Linked DNA regions of Homo sapiens: region 2 is linked to region 1. Evidence: read pairs that join two places in POLR2A ChIA-PET (ENCODE). Cell type or tissue: Panc1. All regions are shown on one strand. Links, peaks and the distances in the headings refer to the core of each region. The heading gives the core; the rest is flanking DNA.

Region 1 (8,412 bases), core at 155-8,154:
CTCTCAGATCTTTTGAAATTTCAGATCCAATTCCAAGTTCACCAAAAGAAACAGGTACAGAACTGTATTACTTTGTTTTGGGTCTAGAGGGATTTGGCCACTTTGCACACTTCATTTCTAAGTGTACTTCCCTCTTACTCTTATCCACATGCTCCATAATGGTCTGGAACCCCTTCTAGGATTCCTGACTGGCACAGTTTGGGAACAATGTAGCCCACTCTGGAGTTGACTAAAGTCTACTTTAAGTCTGAAACTTAAACATTTCCTGAGTTTGCCATTTAGATTCTGGTAAGGCACTTTTTTGGTGGTGGAGGGTGGGGGGGTCCTGTAAGTTATCAGTATATTCTTTGCTGGGGGTTTTCCCCCTTGACCCATAATTTGTTACATGAGGGTGTATCAGGAAAACCTGTCATCTTGTAGTATGTAGTTATATACAGATGCTCCTCAACTTATAATGGAATTACATCCGGATAAACGTATCTTAAGTTGGCAATATCATAAATTGAAAATACACTTAATACTTGTAACCTACCGCACGTTGTAGCTCACGCTACACTACCTTAAACATGCTCAGAACATTTACATTAGCCTATAGTTAGACAAAATCATCTAACACAAAGCCTACTTTAAAATAAAGTATTGAATATCTCATGTAATTTATTGAATACTGTACTGAAAGTGAAAAACAGAATGGTTGTATGAGTACTCAAAGTATGGTTTCTACTGAATTCATATCACTTTTGCACCATTGTAAAGTCAAAAAATTGAAAGTTGAACCATCATAAATTAGGGACCATCTGTACATTACCCATGTCAATGACAAATAAGACAAAACTAATTTCTATTTGCTGTTGAAATTATTTTTATTCACAAATCTCTCCATCTTGACATTAGTCACCATTGAATCTCAAGTGCAGCGTAAACTGAGAATGCATCTATAATTATGGGTTGAATTTTGCATGAGCTACAGGAGGCAGCCAGGTGGGGATACCCACTGTCCTGGGGGCAGGAGACACTGGTTTTGATTTTTGCAGTGATATTAAGATCAAATAGCTGAGGGATTTTTTTTTTTTCTTTTTGGAACCCGGGTTGTAGGGGAGAGAAAGTGTAGGGTGGGAAAGAGATAAGAAGATGGGAGAAAGTGGATGGGGAGCTGATGATAACTTACATTTGTGAAATGGAATTGGAGTTTGATAAATAAAAAATACTGATTTTATTCAACCAAAGACATTATACTTTTTCTGCTTAATTAACTAATCATATGAACTCATGCCTTGTTAATGATAATCCATTATGAGATGCAGTTGAATTTGCTAAATCTATTTCAAAAGCTCTGCTTACTCAACCATTTATAGCACATTTGACAAGTAATTTTTTCTATAGAAGACTTTAAATAAAAACCATTGAAATAGTGTAAGATCCTAGACCCACATACTGTCTGCCATCACACATCACTTTCCTCAGTGTCTGTCAGTTGATGTTTTTGTGTGGTGAATGTGAACCAGTGGCCTGAAGAAATGGAGAGTAAATGGTGATGAGGTATTGCTGTAAGTTGTGTTTTCTGTTATAACTAAGTCTTGACTTACCCATGGTAATTCTTTCTTACAAACCTTCCATATATGTGTGCTGGTTTCTATTCCTGATGCTGAACTGTTAGTTTTCTAATATTTAACTTTTGGCTTCCAAAACTACATGAAGTTATTTTTCTAAAGAAAGACAAAAAAAAAGAAAAAGATACCTACTTAAAAGTAGCCTTCCTATAATTAGCTGTGTACACATGTTAGCCAAATAAGGTATAGATGTAGTCATTTTTAGCCTGAAATGATTGAAAAAGGTGAAATTAATGAATTAATCTTGGTGCAGTTTCAAAATAGTAATGGAAGAAAAACATAGCCATTTTATTCTTTTAATTATTTTTTTCAGTCATAAGGGAACCATCATTTCAGGAAGAAAGATTATTATTACTACAGTTTGGCTTTAGGTCATATTTTAGGCCATTTATGATGTAATCATATTTTCCAGCTCAAGAGTTTTGTGTGAAGAGATTTAGATCTAGTACTTTATTTTGAAATACCCAAACCATTTTTTAAATCTTGTTTTTGGAATTTTCTAACTTTCTGCATGCCATCCTAGTTCTCTGTCAGGGACCCTGGTTTTCCAGCTCCCTTTTCTCTGAAAAATACACAGTTGGGATGTTGAAGGGCCCTAGTCGAAAGGTTATTGATTTCTTCACTTTCGTCTTTTGTTACTCTCAAACTAAACATCATTAAGGCTTCGGCCTCCCTAATCTCTGAGTCTTCCCAAGTCACCCCAAATGTAGAAACAGTCCAATTATGACTAGAGCACAGCTTCAAGACAAGGTTTTTGTACCATTTTTTCCCCAATTGCTGCTCTCTACCCACTAGTGGGTCATGAAATCAATTTAGTGGGTCATGACCAGATCTTTCATTTTTATTGTAATAGAATCAGTAGAAAATGTCAGAGTGTACTGCAACATAGCGTCATAAGGGTAAGTATTGTTTCATAAAACTTGTTTCATTTTTACACACTATGTTTGTGTATACTGATTAGGTAAATAAATTTCTTACACTAGGTCATGGTAAAAAATAAATGTGAAAAATCGACCGCATCCCCTTTCAACTGGATTGCACCATTCAGCCTCTTTATAGAAATTCTGCAGGGCCATTCCTGTTGGCCAGTTGGGTCCTGGGAATCATGGCCAAAATCTCAGCATTACTTTCTATCCAGTCATGTTTTATTTCCTCTCACTTGTGTTGACTCCTTACGGTGATGGTTTCCTGACTGTTTGGACCCCTGTCCATTCAGCAAACTAGTGATGAGTCCATAGTTCTATGTGGCCTGGTAGGTGTGATCGGGGAACATGAAGAGGGGGAAGATTGTCAGCTTCACCATTTGCTAGAAGCTGATTCTACCTTTCCTTCTTTGGTGACAAATTTTAACCTGGTTAAGGGAAGGTTATGTTAAGACAGGAAAGCATAGTTTTCCTTCTGAACTTGCATCTTTTGCATTTTTCAGAGGCGGGGAGGGGAAAATTTGGTGGCAGCAGCATTCCCTGAATCCCTTGCCAGGGGTTGTACCCAGTAGGAAGCAGTAGCATCCAGGTGGGGGCTGAGACCTACACAGACACTGGGAGGCATCAGGATCCAACATCAGGATTTGACCACAGACACTCTTGGGGTAGGGACCGAAACTCAGCACACTTACTTTAACCCCAGCATGTGTTCAAATACAGAATGTGCTAAAATGTGATTATAATGTTCATGTCATTCTCAGATCACTGGCTAAAGGCCTAAAAGAGATCTTGGAAATAACTAGTTTCACTCTCTTTCCTTCACACTTATGCAACACTAGATAAGTGGAAATCCTGCCTTATGTAAGAATCCAAAGAAAATTTAGTTTTCTCTGCCAAGTAATCCATTTCAGCAATATTTGTTGGTAATGGTGCCTATTAAGTATGAGACATCTGGACTGGCATATAAATTGGGGTTCATTCTGACAAAGTATATATGGATGTTTAGTAATGGGTCAATCTGGGATTGCAGGGAAATGAAGCACCCAGTTTTCAGTGGTGATCCCTTTCTCCTAGCTGAGCAGCCTAGTACTAAGAGTGGAATGTATTCCCTTATATATGCTCTTCTATGCCCCAAAAATGAGTGCCTTGAAGATTCTGATGAGAGACATTAATGATAGAGGCAAACAGTGTGTGGCTGTGACTGGAAAAATTGTGTGTTTGTAGGAAAAGGGCTTGGAATTGTGAGACTTGGAGCTGTAATTACATGAGAAAAAATGGGGAGTGCAGTTGTCATGTCCATGTCTGCATTTTTCTTTGTGAGCACTGAGCTGGATAACTGAAGCCTCTGAGTGGTTTGCAGAAAAGCAGGATTAATACTGCTTCTAAACTGTCCAGTCCTCAGAAGGAAGTTTCTTGGTGAGTGGATGGGATAATATGGATTTAAGTTAGAACATTTTCTTGAAAGTAAATGCCAAAAAACACACAAGATATAGCTTGTTGGCCTCAATACAGCTGAGGGCTCAATTATGATTTAGAACACGCTCCCTGAAACACTCGCCTGCCCTGAGGTCAACCTAATGACTGGAAATTCTGCAAATGTAACAGCTACTATCACTTGGTCTGTTTTTATAACATACACACACACACATACACAGGTTTGGATAAAATCAGTTTTCTAACAGTGCTCTGCTTGTGAATGCTTGGTGGTATTGTGGATTATCAAAAATGTTTACAGGGATTCTTGAGTTACATTATTTCAGTGATCGTTTAGCCAGGAGAAAGTTTTTGTTGTTGTTGGTTTGCTTTAATGAATTGTGCCTTTTTTACTGGGCTCTTTCAGCCTGTGATCACCTCCATGCAGGTCGTCTTGATTTCATCATTGGGATGGGCTTTTATGGTGCTATCTGTGGAGGAGAAAGCATATATGCAGTTCCTAGAACTTCCCTACCCTTCTTTACCTTCCTTTTTTAGGGGAGCTCCTATAACACTATGAGTTTGTTCTTTTACTCTAGGTCTAGATGGTGATTTTCAAATTTTAAGTTCAACTCGTAAGTGGATCGTAAAATTACTCTAGTAGGTCACTCCAGTTTTTTTTTTGTTTGTTTGTAAAGGAACTGAAATAGAATAGAAAATATCAGAGTGTATTCGCAACCCATAATATAGCTAGGTAATGTTTCATGTAACCTTTGTTTCATTTATACACATGCACGCATCTACGTGTTCCCTCTTATGCTATAGGTTGCAACATAAAGTGTACTTCTTAGTGTAGGTCATTGTCAAGAGGCTTTATTTATTTATTTATTTATGTCGTTGTTGTTGTCAACAGGTTTTAAATCTACTTATCTAGGAGACCAAAAAATACCTTAAATAAATGCTGTCATTTTAGCTTTTGTTGCCATTCTTTGTTGTTTGCAGCAACAGAATTTTGGCATGTGTCAAAGGCACTTGACTTCCATTGAGCAAATGGGCTGTTTGATCTCAGGGCACTGGGTTTTTCATTGCCTATTAGGAAGGTAAAGCCATTCATCCAAAGGCAGCAAAATGCAGGGGATGGCGAGGAAGAGAAGGAAAACAAACAGTGTAGGTGGAAAGTCTCAGGCTCTTCCCAGTAAACAGGCATTTTCAAATATCAAAGACTCCCCTGCATTAATGCTACAGAGTATTTCTGTACACTTTGAAGTGATACACTCATTTGTAAACCAAATTATAATGTTGTGATATTATAGCCCAGGATGGCAGGTGTTCAGAAAGCATACCACTTATTAAAATGGCCATATGAAAGCCTAGTACATTTTCTGTTCTATTGATTCCAGTCTCATTTCTACTGCTTCTACTTTCCTCTGCTCCTCACTGAACTGCCCACCTGCTCCCAGACCCACAATCACTCGAGATATCAAATCAGCACAAGATTCAGTCTTCATCACCCCTCTAGCATGCATACCTCTCACTCAACCCAGGTATCTAGAGACACATGCTTCTAAGCTGACTCAGGAGGCAGACTTGCTTGACTCCTGGGGCACTTTTGAGAGGGGGCGTTCTCTTCCTTTCCATGTGCCCTGAGGACTGGCAGGGGACAGCTATAAATTCAAATTGTGGTTCCAGTGCTTATTAGCTGTGTGGCCTTGAGCAAGTACAGCATCACTTTCATCATCTGTAGTGTTGAGGTGGTTTTGACTACCCTATAGCATTGTTATGGTGAATAAATGCAATAATACAGGTAAGGTACTGAGCAGTACCATGCACAGAGTAGCTCTTCCATCAGTGATCAGTCCCTCTTCTTTCTGCCTTTATATGCTTTTTGTCTTTCTAAAGGGCTGCTATTCAAGCCCCTAAGGATTGAGGCTGTGCCCTTCTCCTGCTATCTTCTCTTCCTGGAAACTGGAGACCTCCATCCATTGGGCTGTGGCCAGACCACCTGTGGCCTGCCCAGACTGAGATTCTGTCCAGCAGTTGGCATTCATTGCTCTTGTATTTTGGACCCCTATGCTGACTCCACCTGAAACATGCCAGGAGGATGGTAAGACCATTAGAGATATGCACTTGATCCTCAGCTGGCAGCCGGGCCAGTCACCCAGCGCCTGTGCCACTCTACAGGCAGGTCTCTTGTGGGCACTGGCCTCTCTCCAGCTCATGGTTTTAGGAGTAGGTCATCAGACTCAACTGAGTCAAAAGGTACTACCCTTTTTATAATTTCTCTTCATCCTCTGATCTTCTAAGTGAATGAATACTTAGAGATATTTCTGCCATTAAGCTTATCATCTGATCTTGAACTAGTCATATATTAGCATTTGAATTCACATTTTAAGTATCTTTACACATTCGATATATTTTCCATTTTAAGTACTTAAAAAATTCCTCTTACATTGCAGGTGAAATTCCACCTGGAATTGAGTCTCAGTTCCACTTCTCAGTTACATCATCTCAGGCAACTCAAAAGTTTCAGTTTCCTGTAAAATACCTTTATGCCTTCTTCCCAAGGATGCATGAAGATCAAAGTTTTTTGAATGCTGTGATGCTTTATACAACAGTGATTACAGTGGCAATGTTATGATGAGTGAAGGATTGTACGTATGGTAATAGTAACATTATTATTTATGGACTGGCGATAACTAGCCTATTCTTGATGATATATCGGATTGACTAGATTTGACCAATATCCTTTGCACAATAACTGTGACACCAAGCTGTGACAACCTTAGAGAGAGGTCCTGATAGAAAGAGACTACTCTTAGAAAGCTTCGGTCACCTGTAAAGACCCAGACCTACCACTTATTAGCAAGGTGAACTTGGCCAAAAAAACTTTTGATACAGGTTTGTCACCTGTAAGAAAGGGTGACACTACTTTTATTTATTCAACAGGCAATTGTTGTTTAGTGCCTACTACATGCAAAACATAAAGTAAACAAATATGATGCCTGCCCTCATGGAGCCTGTAGTTTAATTGGAGAGATAAGCATGAAATAAATAATCGCAAATATATGTGTAATTAAAAATACCAGTAAGTGTCCTAAAGAAAAAACGCAACTTGTCTCATAAAGTTGTAAAATGTCAATAAGAGACCTTACTTGCAAAAGACCTGAGTATCAGCTTTTAGATGAGACCGGTGTTACCTGTGTTGCAGAGGAATTAGTGGATTACCCATGCTGTTGCTCCTGTTTGTATACCTCTGATTTTATTCTTAGGAATATTCCCTCTCTCTGCTGGAAGGGACAAGAATCCTGCCCCTGTACTCCAGCACCATGGGCACCTGCTTCTGGCCAGCTCTGACTTCTTGACCCTGTAGTCTACCTCTCTCTCCAGTACAAACACACCTCTTCTCCACCTCCCAACTTCATCTGCCACCTGTTCCTGCTGCCATGCTTTCCAGAGATCCAGCCCCACCTGCTTGGACTTTCACCCACCACACATGCATCTCCGTTGTGCTTCATGTAGTTTTCAGGTTCAGAGACCCCTTCCAGTGTTATACACCTTCTCCCAGCTAATCCTTCACCCGCAATAAACAACAGCAGTATCGTTTATCCTGTATTTACTGGGTGCCAGCACTTTAAATCCATCATTCTCTCTAGCTGTCTTGGCCCCCTTCCAAGCCCTGGAAGCCATCTGGCTATTAGAAGAAATAAAGTGTCCCTTGTTCAATAGGTCTGTTGGTCAGCCTCATCATTCTGCTGATGGCCCTACCCCACCATGACTCTTATTCATTTCATATGCTCAGGTAGTGCCTTGGTTCCATTAACTGGGTTTACATCTTGACCCCTTTTGTTGGTTTCCTACCTAGATTCCCTGCAAAAGACCCCAAGGCTGACCTCTAGTCCTCATATGAGAGAATCTCTCAAACATACTGCTATGTCCTCTTGGTGCCATGTTCTGCCAACCTTCTCATATGTCTGCATTGGGCCAGACACCAACCTGCCTTATGCTGGCCTGTGCCCTCAGCCTAGCCCCTTCTGTGGGGGCCCCTGATGCCAGCTGCCATTCTGAGTCTTCTTTGTTTTGCCCAGAGTCGGAACCATCCCTGGTCACTGGCCTTGTGCTATTGGGCCATTTTACTGACGGGACTCAGAACCAATGTGTGCTTTTATATTTTAAAGTATTTACTAGATTTAGCCTCTTAGGAAGTTTGAGGTACGATAACTTGACTGAGGCACACCCTTAACTTTGTCTCTTTCCCCTTCTCCTGTAGTAACTAGCTATATAGCTTATCAATTAAATGCTACTTTTCTGTCTCAGTTTAACAAACTTGTTCTTGGAATGCTCACTAAACTGAATCTAGTCCAATTTTGTAAAATTTGTAAAATTCTTTGCTGGCAGAAAAGAAATTTCACTGTGTTTAATTAAACAGATTAAAATGTGATTTTCTCAATTGTCAAAACTGTTTTTGA
Region 2 (8,265 bases), core at 1-8,000, 170 kb after region 1:
CCAAAAATACAAAAAAATTAGTCAGGCATGGTGGTGGGCACCTGTAATCCCAGCTACTTGGGAGGCTGAAGCAGGAGAATCACTTGAACCCGGGAGGCAGAGGTTGCAGTGAACCAAGATCGCACCACTGCACTCCAGCCTGGGTGACAAGAGCAAAACTCCATCTCGAGAAAAAAAAAAAAAAAAAAAAGAATGACCTCTGATTCAGTCACTCATTCAATATGTATTTACTGAACACCTACCATATGTCAGGGTCTGTTCTAGGAGCAGCACTGAAAAAGTAGATAAAATACTGGCCTCACTGGAGTTACTGGAGTTACACCCTAGTTGAATAATAATAGATTAAATATTAAACAATAAAAATAATAGATTGCATATGCCCTGTTGTCATAGGCAGCCCTTTCCAAGGCAAAACCCCAGTAAAACCAGATTAGGAAATTAGAGGAAGAATAAAGGACAAAAATAACAACTTCTGACCCTTCAGGCCAAGCTCTTCCCCTGTCTAGCAGAGATGCCCAAGATACAAGTGGCTCTGGCAGTGTGAATACAGAGGCTTAGAGCTGGGCACACTCAAAATCACTAGGCCAAGCCAAGCACCATGGCTCATGCCTATAATCCCAGCACTTTGGAAGGTCAAGGCAGAAGGATCGCTTGAGCCCAGGAGTTCAAGACCAGCCGAGGCAACAAAGTGAGACCCCCATCTCTACAAAAAATCAAAAAAATTACCTGGGCATGGTGGTGTGCACCTGTGGTCCCAGCTACATGGGAGGCTAAGGCAGGAGAATCACTGGAGCCCAGGAGGTCAAGGCTGCAGTGAGCCTTATTCACACCACTGCACTCCAGCCTGGGTGATGGAGTGAGACCTCGTCTCAAAGAAAAATAAAAATCACTAGACCAATCACATCACCTTCTGGCTTTTGAGGGGTTTTTTAAGAGACAGAGTCTTGCCCTGTCACCCAGGCAGGAGTGCAGTGGCGCAATCATAATCACGGTAGCCTTTAACTCCTGGGCTCAAGGAACCTTCCTGCTTCAGCCTCCCAAGTAGCTAGGACTACAGGTGCAGACAGGGTCTCATTATGTTGCCCAGGCTGGTCTCAAACTCCTGGCCTCAGGTGATTCTCCTGCCTTGGCCTCCCAAAGCACTGGGATTACAGGCATGAGCCACCATGCCCAGCCACCTTCTCATTTTTTAATTACCTTCTATGACTCCCTCACCACAAAACACACACACACACACACACACACACACACACATATATAGTTTGGGTTGTGCTTGCTTGAATACCTTGCAGGAAAGAAAACATTACTTCCCAATGCAGCTCACTCTAGAGAAGTTTAGGTTTTGTTTTGTTTTGTTTTGTTTACCTTATATTGACTCTGACATTAAAATTTTTTTATAACCTAGGTGATAGGTCAATAGGTGCAGCAAACCACCATGGCACATGTCTACCTATGTGACAAACCTACACATCTGGCACATGTATCCTGGAACTTAAAATAAAATAAAATTAATTTTTTAAAAATCATTTTATATTTTCAGTTTGGGGTTATCCACAAATTAATAAAAATACTTTCTGGATAAGTGGCTTTCAAACAATGCTCTATAAAGCCCTTGGTGCTTTGAGGAAGGACTCAGAAGTAGTGGGGCAGGGTGGGTGGGCAAGACAGAAAACTTCTACAGACCCGGTAGACAGAGCCTTGAGTTTAGTTTCCACAGAGAATTTTATTGGAAGAAAGGGTTGCACAGTTAGAAAAACATTTGAAAACCCCTGTTCCAGATATTCATCCCACAAGTCATTATTATAAATGTTGAATCAAATAGAGGTGAGAGCAGAGCATTAAGATACATTTCCCTGCATACTGATGGCAATCACTGTGTCTTGGGTATGGCAGGAAAGCCAGTTGCGAACCAATCTCATTGTTCCACATGGACCCCCAAGGCTTAAGAAGGACCCTGTAAATGTCTCCCTGAAGCTGTCAAGAGTGTGCGTTTCTGAGTTTCACCATTCGTTGAGATCACTGCTTTTCAGCCCTGGATCTGCATTAGAATCAACTGGGAAGTTTTAAAACTACCACTGCTCCTCGAGAAATTAAATATCGTTACCACGCGACCCAGTCATTTCACTCCTAGGTATATACCCAAGAGAAATGAAGACCCAAGTTCAAATGTCTGAAGGCCACATCCCTATATACCAGCTGGCGAATACTGGGGGAGGAACTAGATGTCCCAATTTGCAAATGAATTTTTATAATATTATTCATAACAGCCATATAGCCATATGAATAGCATTATTCATAATGGCCAAAAATATGTGGAATTAATCCAAATCTCTCTCAATTGATGATTGCATAAACAAAATGTGACATATTTATACAATGGAATATTATTCAGCCATAAAAAGAAATGAAGTACTGATTTGTGCTACAGCATGGATGAACCTTGAAAACATTGTTAAGTGAAAGAAGCCAGACACAAAAGGCCATATATTGTTATCATTCCATTTATATTAAATGTTCAGTATGGCAAATCTATAGCAATAGAAAGTAGACTAATGGTTGTCTAGGGATAAGAAAGATGAGAGGATTAGGGGTGGTGGCTACAGATACAACTATCTTTTTGGAGTGATGAAATATTCTGAAATTGATTGTGGTGATGGTTGTAGAACTCTGTGAATATACTTAAAACCACTGAATTGTATACTTTAAATTGTATATGTATAAACGTATACTTAAATTGTATGGTATGTATATTATATCTCAATAAAACTGTTATCACAAAGATAATAACTACCACTGCTTTGGCTTCCACAGAATTTTTGTTAGGTAAAATATTTTATTAAAGAACAATTTAAATATATATAAAACAAGTGTTATGGTTTGAATGGGTATCTTCAAAATTCAGGTGTTGCCAATATGACAGTATTAAGAGGTGGGGCTTTTAAAAAGTGATTAGGCCATGAGGGCCCCTCCCTTAGGAATAGAATTAGTGCTTTTATAAAATGGCTTCATGTAACGAATTCATTCCTCTTGCTCTTTTTCTACCTTCCACCATATGAAAACTTAGCATTTCTCCTCTCTGAAGAATGCAGCAATAAGGCATCATCTTGGAAGCAGAGCGCAGCCCTCACCAGACACCAAATGCCGGTGCTTTGATCTTGGACTTTCAGCCTCCAGAACTGCTTGAAGAAATTTTCTCTGACCCCACACCCTTGGGGCTAGTCTGGAATACAGGCCTTTCCTTCATATTTCCAAGACATAGCTCTGTTTGCTTCTGTGATCTTTGAGAGTGAAGGCACCTCTTCTTATTCATATTCCATTCTTGGTCTTTCTATATACAGTGTCCCCTTAGCAGCAAATACCTCCTTTAAATGGAGGAAATTCTCTGGCACATACACTAAAACCATGGCTTCTCCCCAGTGAGAGGGCTGGGCTTTGGAAAGCAATAGAGACGATGGTGGAAGTAACAGCTCAGTACTTATAGCTAGCAGGCACACATCCTCCTCCCTTCACTTTGGATTTTTCCAAAGAATTTTTTAAATTGATCTAGGTGGGACTTGGATGTCCATTCCCAAGTGATTCTATTAAATAGCCTAGACTGAGAACCACTGACTCCAGTCATGGGAATGGGAAGGGAAATGATTGATTTTGAGGGATGTCACCCTCAAAGAATATTAAAGGAGTAGCTCTTGAAAGCCTAGATGTTCCCACTCTAGGCTTTCAAGAGCTACTCCTTTAATATTCTTTTCTGAGGCTGGGCACAGTGGCTCATGCCTGTAATCCCAGCATTTTGGGGGACCAAGGCAGGTGGATCACTTGAGCCCAGGAGTTCAAGACTAGCCTGGGCAATATGGTGAAACCCCATCTCTACAAAAAAATACAAAAATTAGCTGGGCATGGTGGTGCATGCCTGTAGTCCCAGCACCTTGGGAGGCTGAGGTGGGAGGATCACTTGAGTCCAGGAGGTTGAGGCTGCAGTGAGCTGATGTCATGGGATCCTGTGGGTGTCACTTCACCAGCCGGAAACCTGTGTGGCCAGTGGCGCTTTTCCCTGAGTTTTTACTTAGGCCCGCTGGGCTTGTTCCACCCAATCAGCCTGGCAGGCTGTGCTCAGCTTGCACTACTGGCCTGAATCTCATGCCTGCCAAGGGAGAGCCAGGCACAGAGCAGCAAGGGGTGTGTGAGTGAGCAAGCATGGTGCCCGGCCACTGAGCACAGCCAGGCACACTGGCTGTGGTGGGGCAGGCAGTTCCAAGCACCAGCACAGGCGCCAGCTCCCTGTGAGGCTGTGGCTGGACCAGGTGGACCACAAGCAGCTTCCATGGCTGGCACTGAGGAACGCAGTGGAACTTGGAAGCTTGGAGATGCCGGGAACCACAGAGCCCCAGAGAGGGTGTTACAGCCCTGGCTTGGGGAGCTCCTAGGTCTGGGCTCCCAGAAGGGCTGCAGCTCTCTCTCCTTCTTGTTGCCCACAACGTGGTAAGCAAGGGGTGTATTTCAGACCCATTTGTGTTATAGCTCTTTTAGCCCAGGCATTCAGCGCATCCCAAGTTCTTGTCCTGTGTCTAGGAAGAATGAGGTACGCAGACAAGTGGAGGGTGAGCAAGTCAAAGAGGAGTTTGATTGAGTGACAGAACAGCTTAGAGGAAACCACAGTGGGTAGCTCCTCTCCACAGGCAGGTTGTCCCAATAGTGTTCAGCTCTCAGCAGAGGAGACCCTAGAGTAGGCAGCTCCTCTCCACAGGCAGGTTGTCCCAACAGTGTTCAGCTCTCAGCAGAGGAGACCCTAGAGTGGGCAGCTCCTCTCTGCAGCTGGTAGTCCCAACTTATGCCCAGCTCTCAGCAGAGAGGAGATCCTGGAGCAGGTAGCTCCTCTCCAAAGGCAGGTCATCTGGTCATCGGAGTCTGGCTGAGTCCAGGGGTTTTTATGGGCTTCAGAGGGGAGGAAGTACATGCTGATTGGTTCACGGGTGGCAATGGGTGGGCCTGAAAATAGCACCATAAGTTCCCATTCTGGCCCATCAGCCCCACCACCAGGCTTTAGGCCATCCCTGGCTTGAAGGTGAGGCTTCACCAGGGACCTGCCCCTTTCTGCCCAGGAGCTTGTCTGCCTCCTGCCACTGCCCAAGCTATTTGTGTTGAGGGGCTCCTGCAGGCCCATGCTGAGCCACCCTCAGTGCTCCCTCAGCCTCCCTCCTGTGCTCGTCAGTGCCCAAAGCCTGGAGGGGAGCCAAGGCGGCAGGGGTCTGGCATGTCAGTGCTGCTCTGAGCATGCATACACCTGGCTGGGTTGCAAGAGGGCCTGGGCTTGGCCTCAACTTTGCTCCAAAATCAGAGTCGGCACCGGGAGTGGGGAGAGACCAGGCAACAGGAGCAGGTACTTCTGAGCCTGCAGGGGCAGGGAGGCTTCCCTGGCCCCCAAGAGATGCCCGGGTCCACAGCCATGGCTGGATGGCTGCAGCTGTGCCTGAGAGGGCAGGGCTCCTGCCTGATTCTGGCCCCCAAGAGCACAGGGATGTCCAGGTCTGGAGCTGTGCCTGGGCAGCTGCAGCTGCACCCAGGGAGCACAAGGCTCCCGCCCTGCCAACTTGGAAGTGGGCAGGGCTTCCACAGTTCCCGGCTCCTCCCAGCCCTGTAGAGCTCGCAGCCCTGGCCACGCCTCCCCCACTGCAGCCAGTGTCATGATAGCAGCCACTCCAGAAGGGCCACCCACGCCATCACCAAGATTGCAACACTGAACTCCAGCCTGGGCAACAGAGCAAGACCCTGTCTCAAAAAAAAAAAGTTATTTTCTGGAATTATGCTTGCCATCGAACCCCACCTGGAGTTTGCAAATATCATCTTCCTCTTTCTGAGACTTGCATTAGTTAACATTGCCAGTCTTCAGCTACTCTCATTGTTGCACAGTGCCCTTCATGGATCCTAAGCTGGAGCAGATACATCATTTGTGAGGCTCAGGATATAATGATTCAGAGAATGCTCAAGCATCCTAGCTTCTCTGAATCATTATGTCCTGAAGCACTTAGCTCAGTCTACAGCTAGTAATTAAGAACACTGGCCTGGCCGGGCGCGGTGGCTCACGCCTGTAATCCCAGCACTTTGGGAGGCCGAGGCGGGTGGATCATGAGGTCAGGAGATCGAGACCATCCTGGCTAACAAGGTGAAACCCCGTCTCTACTAAAAAAATACAAAAAATTAGCCGGGCGCGGTGGCGGGCGCCTGTAGTCCCAGCTACTCGGGAGGCTGAGGCAGGAGAATGGCGTGAACCCGGGAAGCGGAGCTTGCAGTGAGCTGAGATTGCGCCACTGCAGTCCGCAGTCCGGCCTGGGCGACAGAGCGAGACTCCGTCTCAAAAAAAAAAAAAAAAAAAAAAAAAAAAGAACACTGGCCTTATTATCAAGGCTGAACTGGAATCCCGGTTCTGCTACTTGGTGGGAGAATGACCTTGAGCAAATCATGTTTCTAAGCCTCGGATTTCTCATCTCTAAAGTGAGGATAATAAAGCCTACCTGTAAGGACTGTTATAGGCATTAAATTCCCACCACAGATGTAAAGTGCTTGGCTCAGAGTGAATGTGAAATAAACTGCTAGTGATTATTTCTTCCCAGGGAGTTGTAAGACTGGGAGATCTAGCCCCTCCTCCAATATCCCCCTGCTGGCATATAGGTATGCAACCTCCAAACATTCAGGACTCATAGCAGGTGCCTGCCTGCACTCTTCAAACCAGTCCTCTAGGGGGAAGACAAAGGGAATGATCCCTTATCTCTGGTTCCCTCATCAGCCCCAGCAATGTCCTAGTCTTGGGGTACACTAGCAAATATTGTCAGAGCATTTTCTCAGGTCCACGCCCACCACCCTACACTTTCCTGGTCTTTCCTTCCTAAGCCAAGAGCCATTCCTAGAGACAGGACCCCCAGGAGTCTTCACAAAGTCCCTGTGCTGAAACATCTGAATTTCACCACATAGTATCTTGTCATTAAAACCTAAGAGTGTCTGTCTCAGAATTGGCCAGTTTTTTCTTCCAACCATTTACAGAGAATGTATAATCCACAATTTATAATTCCACAACCACCTGGAATAGTATTTGTTGCTCAATACACATCTGACATCTGACAGGAAGTATGGAATAAATAACCAAGAAGCAGTTAAAGCTCCCCATTAAAATCCTCCCACCCAGCTTAAATACTGGGTGAACTCCTCTTTCATGTTGTTTTATCGATCAGAATGGTTTCCTCTTCCCTACCTCTGAATTCTTATTATCACTATCTTTATTGCATACTTACTAATTGATCCAAGATCCTACAGCTAATAATTGGCAAATCTAGAATTCAGCTGTACTGACTTGAATAGCATCTCCCCAAAATTCACATCTACTGGAACTTGGAATGTGAACTTATTTCAAAATAGTGTCTTTGGCTGGCATGGTGGCTTATGCCTGTAATCCCAGTAATTTGGGAGGCTGAGGCAGGAGGATCATTTGAGCCCAGGAGTTGGAAACCAGCCTGGTCAACATAACAAGACACTGTCTCTACAAAAGTAAAAAATAAAAAAATAAAAAAATAGCTGAGCGTGGTGGCACATGTCTGTATTCTCAGCTACTTGGGAGGCTAAGGAGGAAAATTGCTTGAGCCCAGGAATTTGAGGCTGCCATAAGCCATGACTGTGCCATTGTACTCCAGCGTGGGTGACAGAGAAAGACCCTGTCTCAAAAGAAAAAAAAAATGTGTCTTTACAGATGTAATCAAGTTAAGATAAAGTCATACTGAATTAGGGTGGGCCCTAAATCCAGTGACTGGTGTCCTTAAAAAGAAGGAAATGTGGACACAGAAACACAGGAGGAGACACAGAGAGGAAGGTCATGTGAAGATGGAGGCTGGGGTGGGAGTGATGCCGCCACAAGCTGAGGAATGCCAAGGATTGCCAGAAGTCACCAGAACCAAGCAAGAGGCAATGAAAGAATCCTCCCTCGCGGCTTCAGAGAGAGCATGGCACTGCCAATTTTGGACTTCTACCCTCCAGAACTGTGAGAGACTAAATATCTGTTAAGCTACCTTGTTTTTGGTAATTTGGTATGATGGCCCTAGGAAACTAATACACTGTCTGTCAGATATCAGACATCCTCATTCTTAATGATATCTCATCTGTACCATGATGTTATGCAGCCTTATGATTGTAGCACCTAAACCGTATCCCTCATGGCACATTTCTCAGGTGCCTTCTATTTCACAGTAGGAGGCAGATGGAGCACCTGGAAGTTAAGGGGGTATG

The links. ChIA-PET counts read pairs that join two places held together with the same protein. Peaks named below come from ENCODE experiments on the same cell type or tissue, not always from the same donor. Only the 100,000 strongest peaks of a DNase experiment are listed, where the experiment ranks them.
Region 2: POLR2A ChIA-PET joins it to region 1 with 5 read pairs; 7 of 35 experiments call an interaction of 5 or more read pairs at or near these places.

The regions. Positions count from the first base shown.
Region 1 is chr1:85,448,757-85,457,168 of GRCh38, reverse strand. All of the region lies in intron 1 of DDAH1 (dimethylarginine dimethylaminohydrolase 1), which reads left to right. Among named protein-coding and RNA genes, the nearest start is that of DDAH1, 12 kb to the left of the region's middle. In Panc1, for the core only: no CTCF peak of the experiment used is centred there; no DNase peak of the experiment used is centred there; H3K27ac peaks cover 1,965 bases.
Region 2 is chr1:85,281,061-85,289,325 of GRCh38, reverse strand. No RefSeq gene overlaps it. Among named protein-coding and RNA genes, the nearest start is that of BCL10, 8.6 kb to the right of the region's middle. RefSeq lists an enhancer at 1-85. In Panc1, for the core only: no CTCF peak of the experiment used is centred there; no DNase peak of the experiment used is centred there; H3K27ac peaks cover 3,529 bases.